Regions from separate parts of the Mus musculus genome. Here all the other regions are linked to region 1. Evidence: chromatin loops called from intact Hi-C (ENCODE). Cell type or tissue: gastrocnemius. All regions are shown on one strand.

Region 1 (8,000 bases):
GAGGGGAAGGGATGGGGGTGAGGGAGGGCTATAGAACATATGCAATACAAAAGTGGGATGCATGGGCGACAGGATGAAAGTGGAGGAGAGAAAGGAAAACTAACACACACTGTTTAGGAGGGCTGGAAAGATGGCTCAGCAGCTAAGAGCCCCATCTCTTCTTTTTTGTTTTTTTAAGATTTATTTATTATTATATCTAAGTACACTGTAGCTGTCTTCAGACACACCAGAAGAGGGTGTCAGATCTCATTACAGATGGTTGTGAGCCACCATGTGGTTGCTGGGATTTGAACTCAGGACCTTCGGAAGAGCAGTTGGTGCTCTTAACCACTGAGCCATCTCTCCAGCCCCCATCTCTTCTTTTAGAGGACCCAGGTTCAGTTCTCAGCACCCACATGACGGGCCGGGCCAAGCCATCTCTAACTCACTCCAGTTCCCAGGATCCAACACTCTTTCTTTATGGTGCACAGGTGTACATGCAGGCAAAATTCTCATACACATAGAATTAAATTTAACTTAAATTTTTAAGTTGAAACAAATTTTATTTGCGAATGCCATAATAAAGCGTAATACTGTATACATTGGTTAATTTTTTAAAAGTCATCCAAGTCTTGATGAAAGAACTTGTGGGTCTGGACTTTGTTGGCACATCTCTTGTATGGTAACTGTTCTAAGGATGACAGAAGGGTAGAACAGAGGCCGCCCATAAGGGAATGTCACTGCTGAGCACAGACATCTTGGGTGCCCATCACAAAACAGACAGTGACAACCTATGACCATGCCTGGGAAATCAAAGAAGAAAATGCCTCAGTTGGACCACAGTCCTTCTTAGAGCAAGCAGAGCTTGTGAGGGAGGCAACAGATGAGAAACAAAAAGAGTGTGTGGCCCCAGAGAAGTGGCCACCCACTTCTTCTCAATGGGGGACCCCCCTGGGACAGCCGCCAGTGGGGAGGTGACAAGAGCCCAGAGACTGCTATAGTTGACCTAAAGGGCCACCAGCTGGAAGCTTGGTCCACGGCAGCAGTGCTGAGATGACCCCACGAGATCAGGTCATGGGGCACCGTGATCATTAATGGGTTACGGTCAAGAGGTTGGATTAGAGAGACACACCAGACACAGACTCTCAGAGAGGGCAGGAACGTGAGCCACTCCTTGCACCCCAGCCGGAGATTCCAGCTGTTTGCCCCGCACTGCTCAGCTATGCTAGGTCTCCCAGCCTTAAGCTAGGAAATAAATCAGAAGAAAGGAAACCACAGGCACAAGGAACACTGGTTTATCCAGTGGTTCTCGACCTTCCTGATGCTGTGACCCTTTAATACAGTTCCCCATGTTGTGGTGATTTCCCCCACCCCATAAAATTAGTTTGTTGCTACTTCATAAGTGTAATTTTGCTAATGTTGATATCTGATATGTAGGACATTTGAATATGCCACTCCTGTGGGGTCACTTTAATCACCCCTTAAATGCTGCTAGAGATATAATCTTTGGTTGCTTGAATTAAAAAAGAAAAAAAAAAGCAGATACATTGCTAATATCACTTCTTTATTTATGCATGCACATCTGTGCATATACTTGTTAGCTAGGTGCCTATGCTGTACGTGTGCGTGTGTTTGTGTATTGTGTGTGAGTGTGTGTGTGTGTGTGTGTGTGTGTGTATTGGCCAAAGGCAAATGTCAAGTGACTTTTCTAGATCTTTCTCTCTAGCAGGAGCTGTGGTGGGGCCACCCCTATGTAAACGCTGGGCTGGAGCAGCCGCAGAAGTATCTCCTGCTGGAGGACCTGATTGAAGACTGCCTGAGAGAACAAGGATTGCTGGTGCAGACAATGCCAGCCAATCAGGAGCTGCTGTTTAGAAGAGATGCTTTCTCGGGACCAATGGGGCGCAGGTGGAGGGCGTGTTCAGATGAGCTTGCGGAGGCGTTTCTCACCTGCTCCCTGACTCACCTCCAGCCCCCAAGGGCAGGTAGGGTCAGGCTGGGTAGTCCAGGATAGTTCGTCACCTTTTTGTATTTTTTCCTGAGACAGAATCTCTCACTGAACTCATTGATCTGACGAGGCCCATCGACCTATGAGCTTCAGGGATCTCTTAGTCTCTGCCCTCCCTAGTTCTATGGTTACAGGCACAGATTCCACTATGTCCCAGTTCTTTTTATGAGTTTTGGGAATCTAAACTCAGAACTCAAGTCTTTGTGTGTTTTAGTTAGGGTTACTGTTGCTGTGACGAAACACTGTGACCCAAAGCAACTTGGGGATGAAGATTTATTTTAGCTTACAACTCTGAAGTTACAATGTATCACTGAGGGAAGTCAAGGCAGAGACTCAGAGCAGGGACCGGAAGGCAGGAGATGATGCAGCACCTGGAGAGGTGCTGTTTACAGTTGATGCCTCACGATTGATTTTCTCAGTCTGCTTTCTTAAAGCACCCAGGATCACCAGTCCAGAGGTGGCCCCACCCACAGGGAGCTGGGCCCGCCCACATCAAGCACCTATCAAGAAAATGCCCCACAGGCTTGCCCACAGAATCTGGTGGGGGCATTTCCTCAACTGAGTTTCCTTCGTCCCAAATGACTCTAGCTTGGGGTCAGGCTGACATAAAACTAGCCTGCACATTGTCTGGTATGGCAGGCTTTCTAAGTGAGCCATCTCCCTAAAATCCCATCTCCCTGAAGTCACCCCTTTTCTCCTCAGTTCTAACTTGAAATGCAATGAAAAGCACCTCTGCCGGAAGTCATCCTTCAGCCCACGCTGTATCAGGGATATGATCCCTTGCTTCCCTTGATGTCCAGGCCACTCCGAGCCTGTGTGGAGTGGGTGGTGAGGCTCAAACAAGCCTGGCTGAAAAACACAGCAGAATTTGCTGTTGGCAAAACTTTCTAAACTCTGAAGTGTGGCCAAGGGACACGGAACTGTAAAAACTCTGTTTGGCCTTCCGATCTAAATTCTAGGGTTCCTTTGAGGCTATACAGCCCCAGGCAAGCTGTTTCTAACCCCTTGGGTAAGTAGCTCTGGTTTCCAGCCTGTAACTGCTGTTCTGTGCCCTTGCCTGGAGCACCCCAGTATTCGCATTGGCTCCCTAACCCTCCTCCTGGACACCAGCCTGCAGAAGACACAAGACTGCTGCTTGGGTCTAGGCTAGTGGCCACTTCCTGTGAGGCCTTCTTGGGCGTCCAGTCAACACTGCAGTCTTCCCTCAGGCCCCGCTCCCCACAGTCCACACTCCTACCCCACCCTGGCTTATTTTTGTCTATAGCACTTTGAGCCCTGTTTTATTTTGTTTCTCCACTGAGCAGAAAGGCCCACGAATACAGCATCTTCATCCTGCTTACAGTTGCATCTCCAGGGCAGAACAGGGGGCGGCCACCGCCTGGCACCAGGGGCAAGGCCTGAGGCTGCTTCTCTCCTCACACACCACAGATGACCTGGTGTGCCTCAGAACGTCTCTTGCTACACTCACCCACATTCCTCTCCAGTCTGCCCTGGGCACTCCCTGAAGGTCTATGGAAAGGGATGTGTGGGAGTGTGGGGTCCCCTTTGTCTGGATCTTTAGGAATGTGACCCGTCAGCCAGCTCACTCTGGGCCTTTAATGAGTCCCCTCTTCCTATAAAGCCAAGTGTTTTCCTTCTGACACTCTGCCAAAAATGCAGTGTGGGCCTGTCCCTTGAGGGGGGCCTGCCCCCTTTTCCCTTTTCTTGCTTTGTTTGAGCCCAGTATACAGTGGCTTCAGCTTTCTGTCACACTTAAAATAGCTGTCTTTCTGTGGCTCACCTGGCTTGTCCCCTCTGTCAGAGCATGATTGACAGTCTTGTGATCTGTGTGCCCTGCGGAAGCCGGAGTCCCGATTCCATGTCACTTATGCATTGGCTCACAGGCAGTGGGAAGAAAGGTGAGGGAAAGGCAAAAAAAAAAAAAAAAAAAAAAAAAGACAGCAAGGCAAACCTCCTGCGGTCATAGGAACGGGATGCTGGAGCCAGACAGGAAGCCAAAAGACACCAGGATTCTTTGCCTCATGCTGACAGTCACAAAGGCAAAAAGATGCCCAAACCTTGAATCCCGTGATTCTGTGCGGTGTCCAGAAAAAGGAAAATGCAGTTTCAGGTGCTGGGGAGGTGTCTAGGTCATTAAAGTGACTGCCACACAAGCCTGAGGACCAGGGTCCAGATCCCCAGCACCCACACAGAAAGGCTGTGCAGGTGGGGGAGGAGTCTGGGGGAGACAGACTGATCGAAGAAGACAACTGATATTAACCTTTGGCTCGCATACATGTCCATGCAGGTGAGCGTGCGCGTGTGCACGCACACACACACACACACACACACACACACACACACACACACACACCTATAGACAATGGTCCTCCAAGAAGAGGAAGTCCACAGGGGAATTCCCCACGGGATGCTCAGGTCTCCAGGAATCTGAGAAGAGGGAATGGCTTCTAGGAGCAACTGACACAGGTGGGCACAAAAGCCAAAAGTCGTGGTGGGAGAGGCATCAAGGGCTACTGGAGTGTCTGTGTTCCATAGATCAAAGCTATGCAATGCAGCTCACCAGGGGACACAGGCTGCTTTGCTTCTTCATCCACAAAACGGACAGAACCACTTCAGGACTGAGCAAGACAGGACAAAGTGCCTTCACACTGCTGCCAATGACTTCCCGCCTAACCAATGTCACCCACAAGAAGCCACTTTAAGGGACTGGAGATTTAACTAGGACTCCAGCACAAACACTAAGGCTAAAGTGTGGTGCTAGTAATCAGCCTCTAGGTGGCGCTCCTTACCAGTTTCTTAAACAGTTCTAGATTTATTTATTTATTTTTTAAATGTAATTTCATGCATTCAAGGAATGCTTAGTGGGAGGTTTTCGTGTTTCCTGCACTCTGCAAAGTGCTGCAGGGCCAGAGACTAAGAAAGGACAGTGTCCCTGCTCTCTTAGAGCCCAAGGGAGGTCATGGGTGGGAATGGGTAAAGATGGAGGAGGGCTATGGACAACCGCAGACACAGGCTGTCTGCAAAACACCTACCTCAGGTGGGGGCTAAAAAAGGGGCTCTTCAGCTGAGCCTTGTAGGGTGAGGTAAAGTCTGTTCAAACACTGTCACTCCCACTCTAGACTCTGAAGCACCAGAGGGAAGACCACAGCTGGGTGACATCTCAGAGTGATGCCTGAGTTTAGGTAAGCCACCTGCTGTGCTTTGATGATTTGAGCGCCATTTTTTTTTAAATCAGTTCAGGGCTGTGTCTTTCTCAGTGAGCTACACGTCCAAACCCTTTTCCTTCTTTTCCCATTGCTTTGTGTTGTGTCTTACAGAAACTGAGGAAACCAGGGTCAGCCTGTTTCCGTGCTGTCAACAAGTCCCGCGAAGGTGAATCAATCTCTTCGCTCGGCCCATCCCATTCCCATCCTGCCTTGCATCATGCCACACATATAGTAGGTCCAAGTGAAGCCCTGCTGTAGGCTGCACGAGTAGGGTGACAGACATTGTCCAAGCACCTCGTTCTTCTCTTTTCAGGTTGGGGTAGGAGGCACAGAACTCCAAATGCTTCTGTGACGGTTAACTTCAATTGATCTAGCATCGCCTGGGGGGACCATCTCCCTGAGGAACTGTCTGAATTGGGTTAGCTTGTGAGAACGTTTCTTAATTGGGTTAGTTAGGAGTGGAGGAGAGCCCATCCTCAATATGAGCAGCACCTCTTGTCTTGGGCTGTGTAAATGCAGAGAGGGCTGGAAGAAGGCGCATTCTCTGCTCTGTGGGTGTGTTGCCTGCATGTATGCCTGTGGCCCACAGAGGCCAAGAGAGTGTTGAATCTTCTGGAACTGGAAGTACAGATGGTTATGAGCCCCAACTCCCACGACGTGGATGCTGGGAACAGAACCTAAGCCCTCTTCAAGAGCAGAAGATGTTCTTAGCTGCTGAGCCATCTCTCCAGCCTCACGCTCTCTGCTCCTGTGTGTTTAACTTCCTCACACTCCTGCCACTGTGACTTTCCTGGAGTGACAGACCCTAACCTGGAACTGTAAACTGAAAGAGTTGCTTTTCATCACAGCTATAGAAACAAAACTTGGGCAGTCCCTGAGAAGAGAGACACATAGGCTGTGACCTTGGAACGGAGCAACAATAGTCCTAGGTACACAGGCACCTGCAGGCCAGCCTGGTGTGGAGGATGCTTTGGAGAAGAAGGTACTCAATCCTCGGAACACCTGTGAGGTCCATACTATTTCGATGCTGAAGAGTCCCTATTCCCCAATCTAGTGATTTAAAATCATGGAACACAAAGTGGCAGAGCCGGGATGGAGGCTTGGGTGTGGCTGTCAGGATCCAACATTTTAACCGTCTTTCATCCTCATTAAGAGGAATAGATATATTTGCTCAATGAATGTTTTCTGGGCACCTACTGCGTGCCTTAGCATTGTTAAGAATGCTGAACTAGTCTGGCTGGTTGAGAAAACCCTTGTTGGCATAGAATATGGTGCCACATTTCTGCAGTCTCAGCACTTGGAACACTGAGGCAGGATTGTGACTGTCACATTAGCTGGGCCACACAGCAAGTTCTGCTCGGGCACGTGGAAAGTGTCTCATGAGCCCTGTGTTGCCACGGATACTATAGGGGACCTTCAAGTCCTCTCTTGGGATTTTTTTCAGAAACAGGTAACTTGTGAAATAAAGCAACTCTAAAAGAGAAGAAAAAAAAATTTTTTTCTGCTGGGAAATAGAAGAGGCGGGCTGAAGAGGTGTACTGTCAGGGCCAAGGAGAGGATAAGGAGCCAGGAGATCTTGAACTGGAGGCTAAGGAGAAAGGTCATCACTAGGTTAGTAGTACCTAGCCTACCTAGTTAGAAGCTACCAACTGGGCCTTTAGGAGCTGGAGGAAGCAGCCAAAGGACAAATCCATGGCCTGCCCAGCTCTAAGAAGGAGGAGAGGCCAGAGAGACCAGCACAGCTGTCCTGGACAGGCTGCGAAGCAACAGGGCTGTACAGAGGAGCAGGGCTTGGGCCTTAGAGAATACTTTGATTTTTCCCTTCAAATTTGTTGACTCCAAAGACCGACAGTGTATATGTATGTGGTAACAAAGATTCCAACAGTTGGCTGAGAGTTCTTACTCTACAAACGCAACTCACTGCCAGAAGCTGTAGATGGACACATAGTATTTTAATTCTAAGGTTGATACATCTCTATCGGAGGCCAGAATGGGGACACTTTCTCCGGTAACATCTAATGTCAACTGTGCTCATAAACTTAGAACAAAGTAGCCATTTCTCATATAAAACTTTTTTAAAGTTAAAAAAAAAATCTTAGTGGATTAGTGTACCGGGTACATCATAGCATTCTTTCAGAATGTTATTGCTGACTCCCTATTTAAATTTAATAAGTACTTCATGGTGACAAGACTCATTATGTAATCATTAATATTCATTTGCCATGAATATTACATAAAGTAAAATATTACATTGCCCTACATTGCTTTTATCTCTAATGGAAGCATTGTCAGTAGAGAGATTAAATGCTGTTAAAAAGTGCCGAGGCTGCTTAGAGGCAAAGAATTTTTAAATGTTAAACAGTCGAAGATGGAAGGTGAAGATTGTATGAAGTCATGGGAAAGACTCCAGACTCCACCAATCCCTTTTAAAGGAAATGGGACAGGGAGCAACGAGATAGAAAGCATAATAAAGACTACAGCTCTAAATAAGAGAGATGCACACACCTGATTTATAGGAAGTGAGGACACTCGGGGAACATGACAAACACTTTCTTCTCAAGAGTGAGGAGCTGCATAGAGCCTACAGATTTGTCCTCTAGATGTTCTCACTGTTGCTAAGGAATGCAGGCGCTGGTGTGACATTCTTGCACATAGCTTATTTGCACTGGGGGGCGGGGGGGGGAGTGACACCACACTGACCATTTTGGCTACTGATGCATTACATCTGAATCCACAGATCAGGGCGGAGCCCAGGTTCTCTGCCTGATATCAGTGCATTTCCACCTATCAAACTGACTCCAGCCAGA
Region 2 (8,000 bases), 51 kb after region 1:
GTAGGCAGGAGATATGCGGGCAGGAAGTATGTCAGAATATATACTTGCCCCTGATTGAACCCGATGGGGAGTGTGACCTTGTGGTTTTTGCCTTTGTACACCTCTGACAAATGTGACTCATGGCTATTTTCCGGGTACCCTGAAATGGTCATGGCCAGAGTCCATCATCTTGGTCACTATATAATTCGAGGTTGCTTCAAATTAGCTCAAACATTATGGAACTGGCTTTTCTCGCAAGATTCTCAGGTGTAAGACCTGCCTCAAAAGAGAGTGGGCTGGGGCTACAGCTCAGGATTTAAGAGCATTTCCTGATCTTGCAGAAGAGGTCCTGAGTTCAGTTCCCAACACCCACAGCAGGTGGCTCATAATGTCTTGTGATTCCAGCTCCAAGGGATCTGACACCTCTGGCCTCCATGGGTACCTACACATCTGTGCATATTCCCAGACAGAGACAGACAGACAGACAGACACACATACACACACACACACACACACACACTTAAAAATAAAATAAACCTTAAAAAAAAACCCACACCCCTCCCAGCTCTTAGACATCAACTGTGGCGCTGGACCACGGAATCTCAGACTTGCATCCACCATTTGTACCACTTCAGCCCTAGCTCTCGCCTCACCTCAGACAAACCACACAGCTTCAAACTTGGGCCAAACAGAGAGGTACCCCGGGCCAGAAGAAATCCTGTGGACCAGGAATGACAAGAATGTCACTCTGCTTCTCACCTGGCCCGCAGGGCACCTGGTGATGAGAAGCCTCCAAGTCCCTGTATCTTTACCTCGGTACCAGGAGTGCCCACCTGCTACAGACACTGTCACTGGAGTCAGGCTCCAGCAAAAGCAGGCAGACCTCCTGCCTTTGGTCATTCCCTCATGTAAGCGGGCAAGGTTAGCATGAAGACAAAGGAATGACATTTGACATTCATGATAGGGACATCAGAAGCCATTCCACTGCAGGCGATGCTTCACGAAGCCTGGCATTAAGACTGTCAGACATCTCTCTCCAAGGGATCACCTCTCCCTCTACACATAACACAAAACCATCAAGTCTCCCACACAATGCCAGGTTCCCCGAAGTGATGATCTTCTAGATCATAAGAAGGAAGAAAGACTGCCAGACACCCTAAAAATCTCATTAGCATTTATAACTCAACGAAGTCACCTGGAGCTTGTCCTCTGCTGGTCCCTGGTGGCTTATGTGACCTAATCTCCAAGCCTGCCAAGCAGGCCAAGGCATCCTTCCAGACCATGTACTAGTTTGGGTGTATTACGAAGAGGTGGCTGTGATTTGCCTATCTAAAAGAACTATCCACTCATCCTCGTTTTAACAAAGATGGCGGAAAAGAAACCAGAAACCAGTGTTTATAGAAGATGATGGATCAGCCACTGCCGATCACAACAACAAGTGTGTCACCCTGTGTTAGAAGGCACTTGGCTCTCTCAAATAAGGGTGTACAGGTCTCACATTTGGCACGGGAGCAGTCAGGACAGCTGATGCTTAAGTGGTTGGGCAATGCTGATCCATGAGGTATAGGTGGTACAAGAACGTGCTAGCTCATACCCATCTGGACCCTGGCTCTGCCACTCCCCGGATGCCTGGCCTTACTGGAGCAGTAAGCCTTGCCTATCAGCTGGCCCAGCTGCAAAGTTGTTTCTGATTTTGGCACACACTCACTGGGCATTCATTCATCTTTGCTAGGACAGTGACCCCCTGAGGTTCACACACATGCTAGCCCTTCTGCACAGGGGGTGCAGTTCACAGTCAGGAATAGGATCTGTGCAGCACCTGGCATACTTGGAATGGGATGCCATGCCTTGAGCTATGGAGGCTCAATAGTCTCAGAGACACTTGGATCCCAGCTCTGCAGGGTCTGGGAGCATAGCTTTGGCTGAGTATCTGAGTATAACCAAGTCTTGGCTTTATAATTTTATAATCTGTCAACTTAAAAGTGCTTTATAAAGAAGTTGGAACAACTGAGCCTCCTTTCAGATTGCTGGTTGTCTTCTGGGATGAACTCTGGTACCGAACCTCTTCATTTCATTTGAGGTTTGGTTTTTCTTAGAGTCTCCCTGGATGACCTTGGCTGATCCTGAACTCACGGTCAGCCAGCCTCATCCTCCCAAGTGCTAGGACTAGAGACCATGCCATAACGTTGTATATCCCTTTCATTTTCCCCTGTTTAAGGAAAACAACAGCATCGACTCTCAGAAGTTACAAAGCCACAGAACATCTGAAGGCAAACACATGGCTCTTGTCACCCACCAGGTCCTTCACTGGCATCCGACATGTGCAGGAGTGGATGGCTTCCGGCTTCTGAGAAGGGTCTCCCATGCAGAGAGGGTGTGCCCTGACATATTAATGACCTTATGGTCAGTGAAATGGAATCTTGAAGTGCGTTCTGGTGGTGGAGGAAGGACCATGGTTTTGAACCTAATCTGAACTACACAATGAGATTTTATCTAAATAAATGCTTACATAAATAAACGCATTTGCTTTTACATTTTTATTTTATGTGCATGAGTATTTTGCCTACCTGTATATATGTTCCCCGTGTGCACGCCTGGTTACCTTGGCAACCAGAAGACGGTATCAGAGTCTTTGGGCCTGGAGTTACAGACAGTTGGGAACCTCCATGCCGGTGCTGGGAATCGAACCTGGGTTCTCTGAACGTGTTCTTAACCTCTGAGCCAACTCTTCAGACCCTAAGCTTTTAAAATTCAATTTGCCTCAGCTGAGGTCTGAATTCCTCAATACCTGAAGGAATCGTTGGTAAGTTCTGCCATTCAGATTTATATACTATGCAAAGCCGCCATATCTCTGGGGCTTCTAACAGGTAAAGATAATTGCTTTTATCGGTTTTTAAAAAATCATTTTCTGCATACAAAATTTTCATGCACTTGCTGTATAAACGGATAGGCCAGAACATCTGAAATTTTGCCTTGAAGACTGCGACTTGAAAGTTGGGACACTTTTATTTTTGTCCCATAAACCAAAAGTCCCCGTGAATGGGTGGCCTTTGTTGTGCCCTCATTGAGAAACACAGAATCCACAGGGCTGGTAATTGCAAAGCACACAAAACTGGTTCAGCTCTACCCATAATCCCTTTGCTCAGATAACAGGATTGATCTTCAAGGAAGGGCAGCTAAGACGAGTCTGGGCCAACCCCATACCCCTTTCAAAGGGTAACGCCCAACATGTCCAGCCCCCAAGGACGAAGATGCTGGAGCTCACAGGGCTATGGAAAAGTTTTGTTTTGTTTTGCTTTGTTCTTGGCAGTGTATGGGGGTCTGCAACCCTTGGTCCACCACCCCTCATTAACAATGCTTCAGATAAGAGAAACTCTATACTTGGAAACATTTTCTCTGCAAAACCATGTAAGCACTATTTGTTTTACAAAGCACAGACTTTCTATAACCAAAGGCGGGGTAACTAACGCTGACACACACACACCCCCAACTGGAATTATTCTGAGCTTCTGTTCAAATGTTTATGTTATTCCCTTAATTAACCCTTGCTGCTGCTGCAGGGCTGCCCTCCAAATGCCTCCCCTAAATCTTGCCACTGTTGAATCTCTTTGCAAAGAGGGACCCTCTGGACCAAACTGTAGACGCAATTGTGTGGGGGAGAAGAGTGGGACAAAGGCATGCTGGGAAGAGCATTATTCAGCCATGAGGGGTCACAGAGAGGTTTATAGCTAGGGGAGAAAGCATGGGACACCTCAAAGCTGTATGGCCTGTCCAAAGGCCAGATGGTCTGTAAGCCAGAACATCCCTAGTCCCAGTGTCACAAAGGCATCAGGGGAGGGTTCAAAGAAGAAGACCTCTTCAGCTGTACTCTCAGATTTAGGTCAGGAGCACTCACTGGCTGGACTTCTTCCTCTGCCTATACCCATCTATTTGGCTATCACAAAGGTACAGCCACACGAATGTCCTCAGTCAGGCACCCACATTCTGTAGGCGGTGACTAACACAGCAAGACAATGCCCCCAGCTGTCCAGGCACCTAATAGCACCAATAGGCTTAAACTGTCAAGATGACATGCAATGCATCCCTCCATCGTATCCATGGCGATGAACAGTTCTGGCTCACTCCCAGTGTGAGGCAACACACAGTTCTCTAAGGTGAGTAAATGCAACAGAGTTTATATCCCTGGGGCGTCAGTCCTAGCGGAAGAACAGAAACAAGCAGTCATGGGAGGTACGCGCCCCATGAGAACCCCTGTGCCTGAGTACACCTATGATGGTGGTCCCACAAGACTGTTCTGTTGAGGGACACGACAGCCATCTTTGTCTGTATAGCTCCATGAGAGAGGAGGGGCAGAAATCAGAGGCCCTTGGACAGACAGATCCGAATATAGAGACAGAGAAAGAAAACTGTCTGGCTATGGTAGCACAATGTCATTAATCCCAACACTTGAGAGGCAGAGGCCTGCAGATCTCTGTGAATTTGAGGCTAGCCTGATCTACATAGTGAGTTTCAGGCCAGCCAGGGCTACATAGGAAAACCCTATCAAGAAAAGAAAAGAAATACAGACAGACAAGAAAATAATTTGCCATGCAGCAAGGTCTATTTAAGTGCATAAATAATAACTGCCAATTAAAAATTTAAGTACCATACAGAGTAAGATGCGATGCTTTAATATGCATGTTCCATGCTGAGTATTAAATCTAATTAACCCACTCACCCCCACACACACTCAAAGTGTTAGCATCTTGAAACACGCTACTATTAACTGTGCATTAACCCTCCTGAGTCGCGGCCACCAGACGGAGGTTTATAGGTCACAGGACAGTCACCCAGAATATGTCCCTTAGGATTTATGGGAAATTGGAACCCTGTGTATGGCACAGGGAACTGAGGCACATCCTCTGGCACAGCAAGTTAAGTGGTCTGTCCTGGGTGTGCAAGAGATAAACAGCCATCCCGGTAGGGTTGCATTTTCAAAAAAAAAGGGACGGGTGGCAGTGCTCATCGTTTATGCCCCAGGGCCTTTGAAGGCAGCAGCGTCGAGATGCCAGTGGGCAGGGGAAACCCAAGCCCTCGGCTTCCTCATGGGTGGAGAGCACAACCGCTGCAGGAATTTGGTGATGGGACTCTGAGCCACTCCCACTAAGCCCGGCAGATGGGAAGAATCACTCTGGCTCCTCAGGCCACACAGCAGGCTTTGTTTACAGAGGACACACAGATTCCTGCTGAACAAAGCAGGGAGGGAGGGGGGGACTGGAGGAGAAGCGACGGACTCAGTGAGAGTCAGTGGGACCCTTCCCAACCCGGCTTTCTCAGGACCAGACTGGCTTAGCTTTCTAGGCACCTGGCTGTTCTAAAACTCTCCCCAGTCCAGATCCACTGTCACCTGAGGATATTTTATATGACTAGAGGTAGGCAGAGTTATAAAACAGGAAAGAAAGCCAACATTCACCAACAATAAATCATAAAGAGAAACATTTATTCTTTCATAGGTCTCACTATGTATGGCTGGCTCTGCTGGAAACTTTCGGTGTAGACCGGGCTGGCCTCAAATTCACGGAGACCCTCCTGCCTTTGCCTCCTGAGTGCTGGGGAAGAATTTTTTTAAGCAATTCTTTGGCATACATATCATTCTACCATTTATTTAAAACAAGAGCAAATGTGCATTCTAATGAGGAGAGTGACGTTGACTTTTAGCTGACAGTCTGATGCTCCTGGACATAAAGCACCTTGGTAACATTCCTCAGGGTTTACTGATATTTTGACTTTAGTCATTGCCAATGCTGAAGGAGCCACTTCACATAAACATATCATACACAGGAGAAGTACGAGTAGAGAAGTTTCAGAAACTGTTTGACATTCTGCCCTAGTCTTAAGCCAAAATTCATTGAACAAAAAAAATTGTAATGGAATTCACGTCAGAAAACACCACTTTTAAAAATCAAACACTCAGGGCTGGAGAGATGGCTCAGCAGTTAAGAGCACTGACTGCTCTTCTAGAGGTCCTGAGTTCAATTCCCAGCACCCACATGGGGGCTCCTGACCATCTGTAATGGGATCTGACACCCTCTTCTGGCACACAAGTGTACAAGCAGCAGAGCTCTCATAAAAGTTCTGTTTTGTTTTAAATCAAATGTTCCAGTGTAAAGAGCTGCAAGCACATTTTTTTCACTTTTCTGCTGAGGAGTGGTGGTGTGGACCGTGAATCTTCATTTTCAGTAAACCAGTGCCGTTCTGTGAGAGCAGAAAGACTGGTGTGCGCTGAGTTGTCTCAGACGGGGTTGGTGGGTGCTGAGTGGCGGGGAGGCCATGCACACGGCAGACACGCCCGTGTGTGCTCCTAACCAAGGCTGCAGTGGAGCTGTGCGCTACACATCTGTGAGTGCTGGCAGACACACCCTGGATTCATCATGAATTTGACATTTTTGGTGGTTTTGCATTCAGAAACCTTTCTCTCCTGCCCATTTTTACCATTTCCCCACGTTTGGTCACGCAATGCCACGTGGGGTTGGAACCACAGTTTCCAGAGTCCGGTTCTGGCGGACCCTGTGTGGCAGGTGATTAGTACATGTCCTCATGGCTCTCCAGGGACTTGATTCACCTAAATATCAGGATTTTTATGAAAATGTCATCCAAGTATCAAGCCAGTGTCCACAGGTGAGGCTAGTGGGTCCAGTATGTGGGTCACCATGATATACTAGTCCCTGTAGCTGCATAGTCTTCCCTAAGCTACTGGGCTCTAAAATGCCAATACACTGGAAGGGTCTAAGGTAGTACCCACAGCCACACTTGAAGCTAGCTCCACACAGGGGCCTGCACATGCATGCTCAGGATTCTGGATTCTCTCTCTTGCACCACAGACAAGGCAAAACCAAAGCAAACCCTTGGCATTATAGACAAGCAGAACCATTAAACTAAGAGAAGCCACAGGAAGCCACTGAAAACCATGTGTTTCATTTTCTGAGTCTGAAATTGCTGCTAAGTGACAATCAGCCTGCATCTGGAGCTGTGGGCTGGAACTCAAGATGTCTAAGGTGAGCCTTGGGCTGGGGAAGGACCCAGCAAGCAGGTGCTTGGTTCCAACAAATTCCCAGGGTGTTGGGCAGGGCTCCATCCAAGCACTGGGCCTATAAAGTCATCAATGGCTTCGTCTCCGTGAAGCCCCTCACACGGTGGTCTGCAGGAGGAGAGGTCTTAAAAACAGAAAAACAGGCAAGCCACTCCCCGCAGGATGTTTTCTGAAGAGAAGGTCGAGATTGACAAGCATCGCCTTAAGTGAAGATAAGGAAGTTTTTAAAAGTTGCTATGGGAATCCGGAAGTGGTCCGAGAACCCGCTTTTCTACCGAGGACCCCGGCAGTCGGCGTGAGTTTAGGGCCATGAGCTGGATTCCATTTAAGATCAGACAGCCCAAGAAGCAGATTGTTTCCAAAACAGTGGAAAGAAAGAGACTTTGAAAGGGAGTACAGAAAACTGCAGCGGCTGGAAGAGCAAACCAAGCGCCTGCAGAAGGACAGGAAGACCAACCGACGCCGACCTGGCCTTGTCCAAATCTTCTGTGAAGATATCCCAGGACCTACTGTCCAACCCGCCGTATGAGCAGGACCAGGACTTTCTGCGCATTGTGACAGCCCTAGACACAGACATGAAGCAGGAGATGGTGAACCCGATCCAAAAGACAGTGACTGAACCCCTGAAAAAGTTCAGCAACATATTCCTAAGCCTCAACGTGGCAGTGAAGTGACGGGAGCAGGCCGTGCATGACTACAGGAGGCTGCAGGCCGAGGTGGAGAAGTACGAGGAAAAGAAGACTGGCTCTGCGCTGGCCAAGCTCCACCAGGCCCGAGAAGAGCTACCTAAGGCCTGTGCGGGAAGACTTTGAGGCCAAGAACAAACAACTCCTGGATGAGATGCCACGGTTCAGTGGCAGCCGACTTGACTATTTCCAACCTAGCTTTGAGTCCCTGATCCGGGCACAGGTTAGATGCTACTCAGAAATGGATAAGATCTTTGGAGACCTGA
Region 3 (8,000 bases), 290 kb after region 1:
GCTAATAAAGTCCTGTGCACACACAAACATTTTTAGATGCTCACTCGAAGTGTATGGGTGAGGAGTTGCATGCAGCTAATTGGGACCCCCCCCCCCCCCGAGGAAATTACCCAGGACTCTGTGGAGGGGTGTGGGTGGGATGGGAGGGGGCCTTAGCACATACTACAGTGTTTTCAGTTCAGAGCCTGTCTGATTGAGGGCCAGAGATTCTGTGGGAAGGGAGCCTAGCCCAAACATAATCCTGTGTGGGGGTGAGGACAGGACAGGACAGGACAGGTCCTGCCTTCTTGGTCGCAGGCTGGCGGGAAACAGACCAGGCAGCAATCTGTTGGCACTCCCGGTCCTGTGGCCAAATGGGATATCACAACACATTCTCTGCTGGGCTGATAACCGGCCTCTGGTGTCTTCACTTTGTCCACCAGTCACAGCAAGGTGGCAGGGACGTCTTCGTGTCCCCATACAACAGCATTGGTAGGCAAGGTCCCATGAGGACTGATAGACATGTTTATGTGTGGACGTTAAGAGCTCATTAGAATTTAGATGGTGCTCTCTGCTGAAAACTATTTCGTGGTGACAGAGAGCTGAGAGTGATTTAGTTTAGGGTTTTGAGTGGGGCTTGGGTGACCCCTCAGGGAAGCACGGTGGCTGAGGAAAGGGTCCCTCATGGTAGACTTAAGAAGTACTGGGGACATTTGGGGACAGTCTCTGTCCTTGAGACCCGGTCCTAGGGCACCCACTCAATCCGGTCCTTGTGTCAGGGAGGGCTGATTTTTCTGTGGCCTTTAACGCCTCGCAGTGGCCTACCACAGCCCCACTTGATGGCTAAGGCCATTCACGAGGTCTCTTGGGAATCTCTTGGCAGATGATGCTGGCTGGGGTTGTGCCTAGTGTGAGAGTCATGTGGAGTTACCTCAGGAGGCTTCTGGGTACCCAAGAGTCTCGGGTGTGAGTCTGGGTCATACCTGAGGCTGAGAAAACAACCCCAGCCCTCTGTACCTGCCCCCTGGCCTTTGAACACCAGACCCCTGTATATATACCCTGTGGCCTCATTGGCAGACTTCTTCTCTGGTTGGACTCTGTGGTCTCTACAGGTTGGGGGTGGTATAGTGATGTGGAGTGACTACCCCACCTCTTTGTCTGGTGGTCCGGCACCTCTGTCTTCTGTCTGAGCTCTCTTTCACTGTCTCTACCTGCAGGTGGCCAAGGCCCTGTGACTGGCAGGAGGCCAGCCCTGGAATGTGGGGATCCCTTCCAGGCTGGGTGAGGGGGCTGCTGGGAGGGAGGAGGAAGCCCTCCGTAGGGCTGCTGCCCGCTTCCTGCCAGCCAGCCTGGCCTCTTTCCTTCCTGCTTTGTCTGGGGAACTCAGCAGCCTGCCGATTTATGGACATTCCTCTGCAGTTTTTATCTGCCTCGTGGGTTCCTCCTTCCCTTTGAAGTATCAGTGGCTTAGGGAGGAAGGCTGTCTCCTGTGGGGCTGGTTGGCCTGAAGGTGGACAGTCTGGGCCACACCTGTCCACCACGCAGTTTCCCTGGCCCACCCTTAGTGACTCTGGCTTCTGGTCTTAGGTCACTAGCCTGGCATACAGGGATTTTTTTTTCTCCTAAGGGAGCCACCTCAGGGCAGCATGTGTGTGTCCATCCTTCCTCCCCACTCTGGTTTGCACTGGTCCTTGTGGATTACGAACACCCGCCCAGGCCTGCTTTGGGTGGGGTTCTCTCTGTCTGATAGTAGAGGCAGTCTTCGAACAGAGGTGAGCACCTGCCCGGGAGGGTGTGCTTGAGCCGACCGATGGCTGTGTAGAGGGTGACACACTTACTAAGCACAGCACCTGGGCTAGGGCAGGGTCTTGGCTTAGGGGCCTTGGCCCTTCAGCCCTCCCTGGATCCGACTGGCTTCTTTCCCCTCCTAGCAGGCAGGCTCTGGAGAATTCCGTACCCTTCGGAAAGGCTTCTCCCCATACCATTCGGAATCCCAGCTCGCATCCCTGCCGCCCTCCTACCAAGAAGTCCTACAGAACGTAAGTGTCCCCACCGAAGGTCCCCACTGCTCCTGGTCCAGACCTTCCGAATTGCCCTGAGCTCCAGAGGAGACAGAGGCGGAACAGGCTGGCTACAGCCCAGGGCATGCGGGTGGTCTGTGGGTGAAAGCCAAGCTTGGATGGCCAGCCCTGAGTGGTCTTCCTTACTCTATCCTCCTGGGACGGGGCCCTGGGTACCTCATGGGGACCCAGCGAGGAGGTAAGAAGCAAAGCATTGGGTAGGTGACATTTCTCGACTTCCAGGGCAGTATTTGACAGCCATGGCAGGGGGCTGCCAGAGCGAGCACCGTATTCTGTGCAGCTTGTGACTCTGTAGCCGAGAGAGGAGGCCTGCTGGCCTGAGATTTAGGCTTTGGAGCTGAGGGATGAAGCCTCGGGAGTTAATGGGCTGCGTCTCAGGACCCCCTCAGGCCTCCGGGGTCACCTGCCGCATGCTCACCTGGGCTCTGTCCTGCCTTGGATGGGAAGCAGGAGTCAGCTCTCAGAAAGTGACCACGCGTCCGTTCGTGTTTGTCGACCCAGCAGAGAGAGGGTCGTGGGATGCCGGTGTCACCTGCCCTGTGGGACAGTGAGACAGCAAGCCTCCACCAGTTCAGGCTCACAGAGCACCCCTGTGGGAGTCCCTGTGGCTGCTCACACATTTCACACCAGTGCGGCGGGCGGCACCTCGAGGGACGTCCTGCGAAGTATGCGGGTCCCTCCCCTGCTCTGCACCCTCACCCCTCCCATGATGGCCAGCAAGGCTGACCATGGCCTTTCTGTGGCCTTAGTGGGCCACAGTGCTGGCATGAGATGGCTCATGCATCATGACTGGCAACCATCCTTGGCTCGTTCTCTCCCAAAGCCTGGCTACCTCCTCTACCTGTCCAGGAGCCCTGCGACCGAATGATGCCTGGTCACGATGCTTCACCGTGAAGGGCTCCCAGAGCTAAGGGTGCCACCCAGGGGCTGGTTCCCCAGGCTTTGCCCTCTCCCCCCTCCCATCCCCTCCATTCTGCTTTCCTCCATTCTGGTGGCATAGGCCACTGAAAACAACCTGCCGGGTGGTAAACTGAGGGCTTTCAAATGCTGGCAAGTGCAGTGCTGGTTCTGGTTCCGGGTCAGCCTGCCAGGTCCCAGACCACTTCCTATAGCCCCTAGGGGACACCCCCCAAGCTTCAACAGTGAAGGCTAGCGGAATGTGGGAATGTCCTGGAAGGTTTCATGGTGGAGGCCATGAGGGGAGAGCACGTGTCTCACCCCAGGAGAGGCTGTGGCTTTGCTCTTAGGGGGAGGAAGTGAGCATTATGGGCTGCAGCAGATTGCAGGGCCTAATGGGCAAAGGCATATTAGTACCTAAACGGGCCTGGAGGTCAGCGGTCACTGTGGGCCTGCAGAGCAGGGGATAGCTCCGTTCCATGAGGGCTATGAACTGAAGACATTCAGGTCGTCAGTTGAGGGTAGTGAGCCAACAGGCAGAGAGCTGGGGGTGGGGGGTGGGGGAGGATACCAGCCTTAGCAGTTACTACTGCACGCAGGTGATAAAGGCTCAAAGGTCAAGGCTGTGGGCCCAGCTGGTCACCTTGACCCTCAGTGCTGTCACTGCCCGCTACTGTCTCCTCCATACCCGGGGCCGGTCTCCTTAAGGTGCACAGGGTTCAATAGGGCAGCAAGGTCAAATGTCAAATGTTGGAAGTTCCCAGATAACAGTGGGTGCGTATGTGCAGCCTCTGGAGGAGCGTTAAGGCGTGGACAGGCACCTTGGAAAAAGCTGGTCTTTCCAGGCTTAGACTCATGCCCACCAGCTGACTTGGGCAAGCACACTGCCCTCATCTGTGGGATGGGTTTGTTTGTTTAATCCCTCAGGACTGACTTGCCCCGGGTGCCTTGGTGATTGGGAGGACTCCGTGGGCCTGAGTGACGCTAAGCCCAACGCTAACCCCAATACCTCAGTCACTCTAACCAGTCATTAAGAGTTGAGCAATGGCCGTTATCCTTTTCCGAGCCTCAGGCCCTGTCCTCCCTGATACCTGCTGCCTGGGGGCGATCTGAGCCCGGAGGGCCGGACTGCATAGCAATCCACCCACTCGCCTCCTGCATTTCTCTCATGGCTGATTCCTGGAGGGGCCCCTAGCCGTCCCTTAGAGACTGGGACAGACGAGGAAGCAGGCCAGGTCCATCAGGACAAACTGGGGATAGGGTCTTCCCTACGACAGGGTGGCAGTACGCAGGGGGAGGGGTGTGGGCACCACAGGACATTTTAGGACCAGACCTCTCTTTATTCATTTGGCTGGCACCCTCTGCTGGCCGGTGGGGGAAGTGTGGCCTCTGCTCAAGACCAGCCTAGCTCGGGCAGCAGACCAGGAGGCAAGACACCACCCACTCCCTTTCCCCATCCGGCTCCCCCGTGTCCTAAACAGGCAGCCTGGGCTGGAGTTAAGAGACACACTCTCTGGGCATTCTCCCGTGTTCTGCATGCTTCCCGTGACATGTGACACAGGAAGGGAGGAAACTAAGGCTCAGAATCAAGTCCCAGTGAAAGGGACCATGCCCAACTCTGGCTTTCCTAGATCGCTCCATGCCTATGCCAGCACAGCTGTCATCAGCCTGTGAGACCCTGGTAAGCTTCCTTGCCAGATGGCCTGAGAGAAACGGGCTTGGCAGACAGGCTGTCAGTGGAAGGCCCTGGGCCTAACTGAGGACAACCATAAAATCCCTACTGGGCTTGTATGGTGGCCATAGCTGGACAGGATTCAGTCCTTCTTGGGTCAGCTTCTTTGATTGCTGGGAGCGGTCTCCAGGGCCCAGGTCTTGCAGAGGGGGTAAGTAGTTCTGTCTTCAGGCTGATCCCCAGGCACCAGGTTACAGCTCTGGCTACAGGACACTCCCCCTCCTACTCGTTCCTGGAGCACTTCTTGGTGTTTTCTTGATTGTCCTGCGTTCCATAATTATAGCCCGATTATAGCCTTAGCCTTGCTTATGGTCATCAGGAGGAAGGGAAGCTGGCGGGAGGCGGAGTCAGCTTCAGAAGGACTGGGTCCCCTCCTGGCCCAGCCCGGCCTGTCTTCAGCTCTTACCCTGAACATGTGGCCGGTAGCTGACTCACCACCCAGGTGGCCAGGACTGGGCCAAGGGACAGGAGCAGGGCTTAGGATAGGTTGGGTGGGCTTTGGACTTGGGCAGTGGGGTTGAGCCTCCCTCCGCCTGCTGAGTGACATGAATCTCTGGCTCCCACAAGACGCTCATGCTACACCTGTAGAACAACATGCATGCTCTTGTGTTCCCCGCTCCCCTCCTTTTGTTCTGCAAGTCACCACCATGTCATCTGCAGAAGAGGTGGCATGGCCAGGAAGCATGGGGACCAGCCAGGCAGATAGCAGCTCCTAGGATACCCGCCTCTCAGCCTTGCCTCTTACCCTTGCCTCTTCTCCTCCAACTCCCCACCCCGACCCCTATCTCCTCCTACCTGGGTGTTGGCTCCACATAACTCAAACTGGTGTTCATCCAGTGACAGGTGTCCAGGACCCAGACACGGGGGGTGTGAGGTTTGGGGTGTGGGGCTCATCTGTGCTGCTCTTTCTACAGGGCCCAGCCTGCCCCGTACCCGAGCTGCCCTCACCCCCGTCCACCGTCTACAGTTCGGCAGGACAGAAACCCGAGGCTGTCGTGCACGCCATGAAGGTAAAACGTGCCATTTGTCTCCTCCTGAGCACAGGATGGGGGACCCACAGGTGCTATCTCCAAGCTTGGGCCACTTGAGCTGGGGGTTTGGGAGACGATGTGTCCCTTCCCCTTGGCGTCTGGAGACACAGAGTTGCCTGGAGCCCCTGGGACTTGGGCTGAATGTAGTCTTGGGCTCGTCAGTTGTGTGCTCTGCCTGAGGCGTTGCTGCTGAGGGAACTGACCCAGTATCAGAGGGCAAGTGTTTCCCTCAGGCCAAAGAGAGGCCCAGGTTGGGAGTGACTCTGGAATGGAAGGTCCAGGCCAGCCTCATGCCTCTAGGTACAAGCGTGCAGGCTTCAGGACTCTGGTGTCTAGAGCTCAACCACGCACCAGGGCTCTCCCCGTTTCCTTTGTGTGTATACCATGGACCTCACCCACCCTTGTGCAGGGACACTCAGTCACAGAGGGAGCTGGCAGTGACTGCCGTGTCCAACGTGGATGGGCACAGGCTGTCGGTCACATCCTCTGTTGGCGCCTGAAGCAAGCCCACCTGACACCCCTGCCCAGCCTCTCCAGTTCCCTTGGTAGCTCTCTGCTGGCCTCCCCGTGACCGTTTGCTTTTTCTCTTCAGGTTCTGGAAGTACATGAGAACCTTGACCGGCAACTTCAAGACAGCTGTGAGGAGGACCTGAGCGAGAAGGAGAAGGCCATCGTGCGAGAGATGTGCAACGTGAGGCACTTTCCTCCCAGGCTGGGCTTAGGGCTGGGGCTTGGGGCTTGGGGCTGGGCTTGGGGCTGGGCCTGGGCCCTGGGAATGTGGCCACCTGCTTCTCACTGGCTTAGCTATGGCTTGGGGAGGATGACTGGCTTTGGGAGTTCTGCCTCATCAGACCCACCATGCCTCACCCTTCAGCGAGGCCCCTGACCAGATCTATCCCTCCCCGGTGGTGCCAGGCCTGGGACTCTGTCTGGACAGAGCCTGAGCGCTGGTTTCTTTGCTCACTGGTGCCCCCTGGTGGCCTCTGGCCATGCACGTAGAATATTCTCTACCTCTTGCCATCTCCACTGGACCCTCATAGGTGCCTGCAGGAGAGTGGGTTTACAGGGTCTGGTCGTGGGGCTTAGGTTGGGTGGGGTGCCCTGAGGTGCACCTCATGCTGTCTCCCAAGTCTGTGGACCCCACTGGACATCTTCAAGGCTGAGTTCACACCCAGGGGCTCAAGCATGACTTTGACAGTGGGCAAAGGCCACGTCTCAGCACCTCTCCTAACTTGTGGTAGCCTCAGCTTTCTCTTCCAGCTCCCAGGCTTTGAGGACATGGGTGATTTCACAGGGTGGTAAGGCGGTAGGTAGGTAGGTGCGACCAGTGGGTAGGTTTGGGGCGAGCCTTTCACTGATGCTGTGCGCCTCCTCACAGGTGGTCTGGAGGAAACTGGGGGACGCCGCCAGCACCAAGCCCTCCATCCGGCAGCACCTGTCTGGTAATCAGTTCAAGGGGCCATTGTAGGGCCGCTTCTCCGTGGACGTGGACTGGCCCTGCCTGGAGTCTGAGGCCTTAGACCTGGCAGAAACTCCGGCCCAGCCACCGTCTTTCTCCGTGGTGAATTGTACATAGGACACGGCCTACCCTGGCTGCCCTGGTGTGATGCTGACAGCCAGGCCTCCACCTCCTGCCTCCCTCACCAGCAAACCTTGGGAAGACGAGAAGCCACTGCTCGCTTGCCCGCTCGCTGCAGCCAAGTGGCCAGGCAGCCTGGCTCCCCGTTTGAGCTCCATGTTCTGTCAGCAAGAAGCCTCTGAGACTCCAAGCCAAGGGACTGTCTGGGAGGTAGCCTGCTCTTGGTAGAAGGTCCCTCAACAAGTATTCTAACTCTCTGTCCCTTACACTGGACAGATGCCACCGGAGCCTGAATCGTGACGCGGGTGGCACTTTTCTGCTACCCTGCCAGAGCCAGGACCCTGGGTCACAGAGCACTGGGTCCCGTGTGTCCATGACTGGCTGGGAGCTCAGGGTTCCCTGTCACCTGGGGGTCGGTGCTCAGCCACCCCGAAGCCAGCTTCTCCTCGTTAGTATTCACTCCTTCAGTGACGTCTCCTCACCAATGCCAGGCTTAGCCACTTTGTAGGTCTCTCCTGCCAGGCTTCCTTTTCTGGTTTACAGCAACATAGGAAAGTCCTGGAGAGTGTCTGAGCCAGGCTCAGCATTCTCAATGGGCAGGTAGAACTGGGCCATTGCCCAGGGTCACTGTCAATGTGACGGAGCACCCCCCCCCCCCCCCGCCCGTGTGCTACAAGGAGCCACCCCTGATCCCCTGATGA

What was found. A loop is a pair of places that touch in the nucleus more often than their neighbours do. Peaks named below come from ENCODE experiments on the same cell type or tissue, not always from the same donor. Only the 100,000 strongest peaks of a DNase experiment are listed, where the experiment ranks them.
Region 2: it touches region 1 in a loop (3-fold over the local background); 6 of 42 quality-filtered maps call a loop at or near these places.
Region 3: a loop joins it to region 1, with 3 times the contacts of the local background. A loop is called at or near these places in 21 of 42 quality-filtered maps.

What each region holds. Positions count from the first base shown.
Region 1 is chr12:108,491,180-108,499,179 of GRCm38, reverse strand. The region is part of intron 4 of Eml1 (echinoderm microtubule associated protein like 1); the gene reads right to left. Among named protein-coding and RNA genes, the nearest start is that of Evl, 60 kb to the left of the region's middle. In gastrocnemius, a CTCF peak has its summit at 4,758 (motif pointing right); DNase peaks (open chromatin) are centred at 952, 4,435 and 4,746; H3K27ac peaks cover 1,423 bases.
Region 2 is chr12:108,440,628-108,448,627 of GRCm38, reverse strand. All of the region lies in intron 1 of Eml1 (echinoderm microtubule associated protein like 1), which reads right to left. It also overlaps the pseudogene Gm15636. Among named protein-coding and RNA genes, the nearest start is that of Eml1, 22 kb to the right of the region's middle. In gastrocnemius, no CTCF peak of the experiment used is centred here; DNase peaks (open chromatin) are centred at 1,683 and 4,057.
Region 3 is chr12:108,205,533-108,213,532 of GRCm38, reverse strand. It overlaps Ccdc85c (coiled-coil domain containing 85C), which reads left to right. Exons shown (of 6, transcript NM_001159910.2): 3 at 1,911-2,018; 4 at 5,604-5,699; 5 at 6,313-6,411; 6 at 7,099-8,000. The coding sequence ends at 7,188. Among named protein-coding and RNA genes, the nearest start is that of Ccnk, 30 kb to the right of the region's middle. In gastrocnemius, CTCF peaks have their summits at 4,322 (motif pointing left) and 6,702 (motif pointing left); DNase peaks (open chromatin) are centred at 1,237, 4,327, 4,635 and 6,686; H3K27ac peaks cover 606 bases.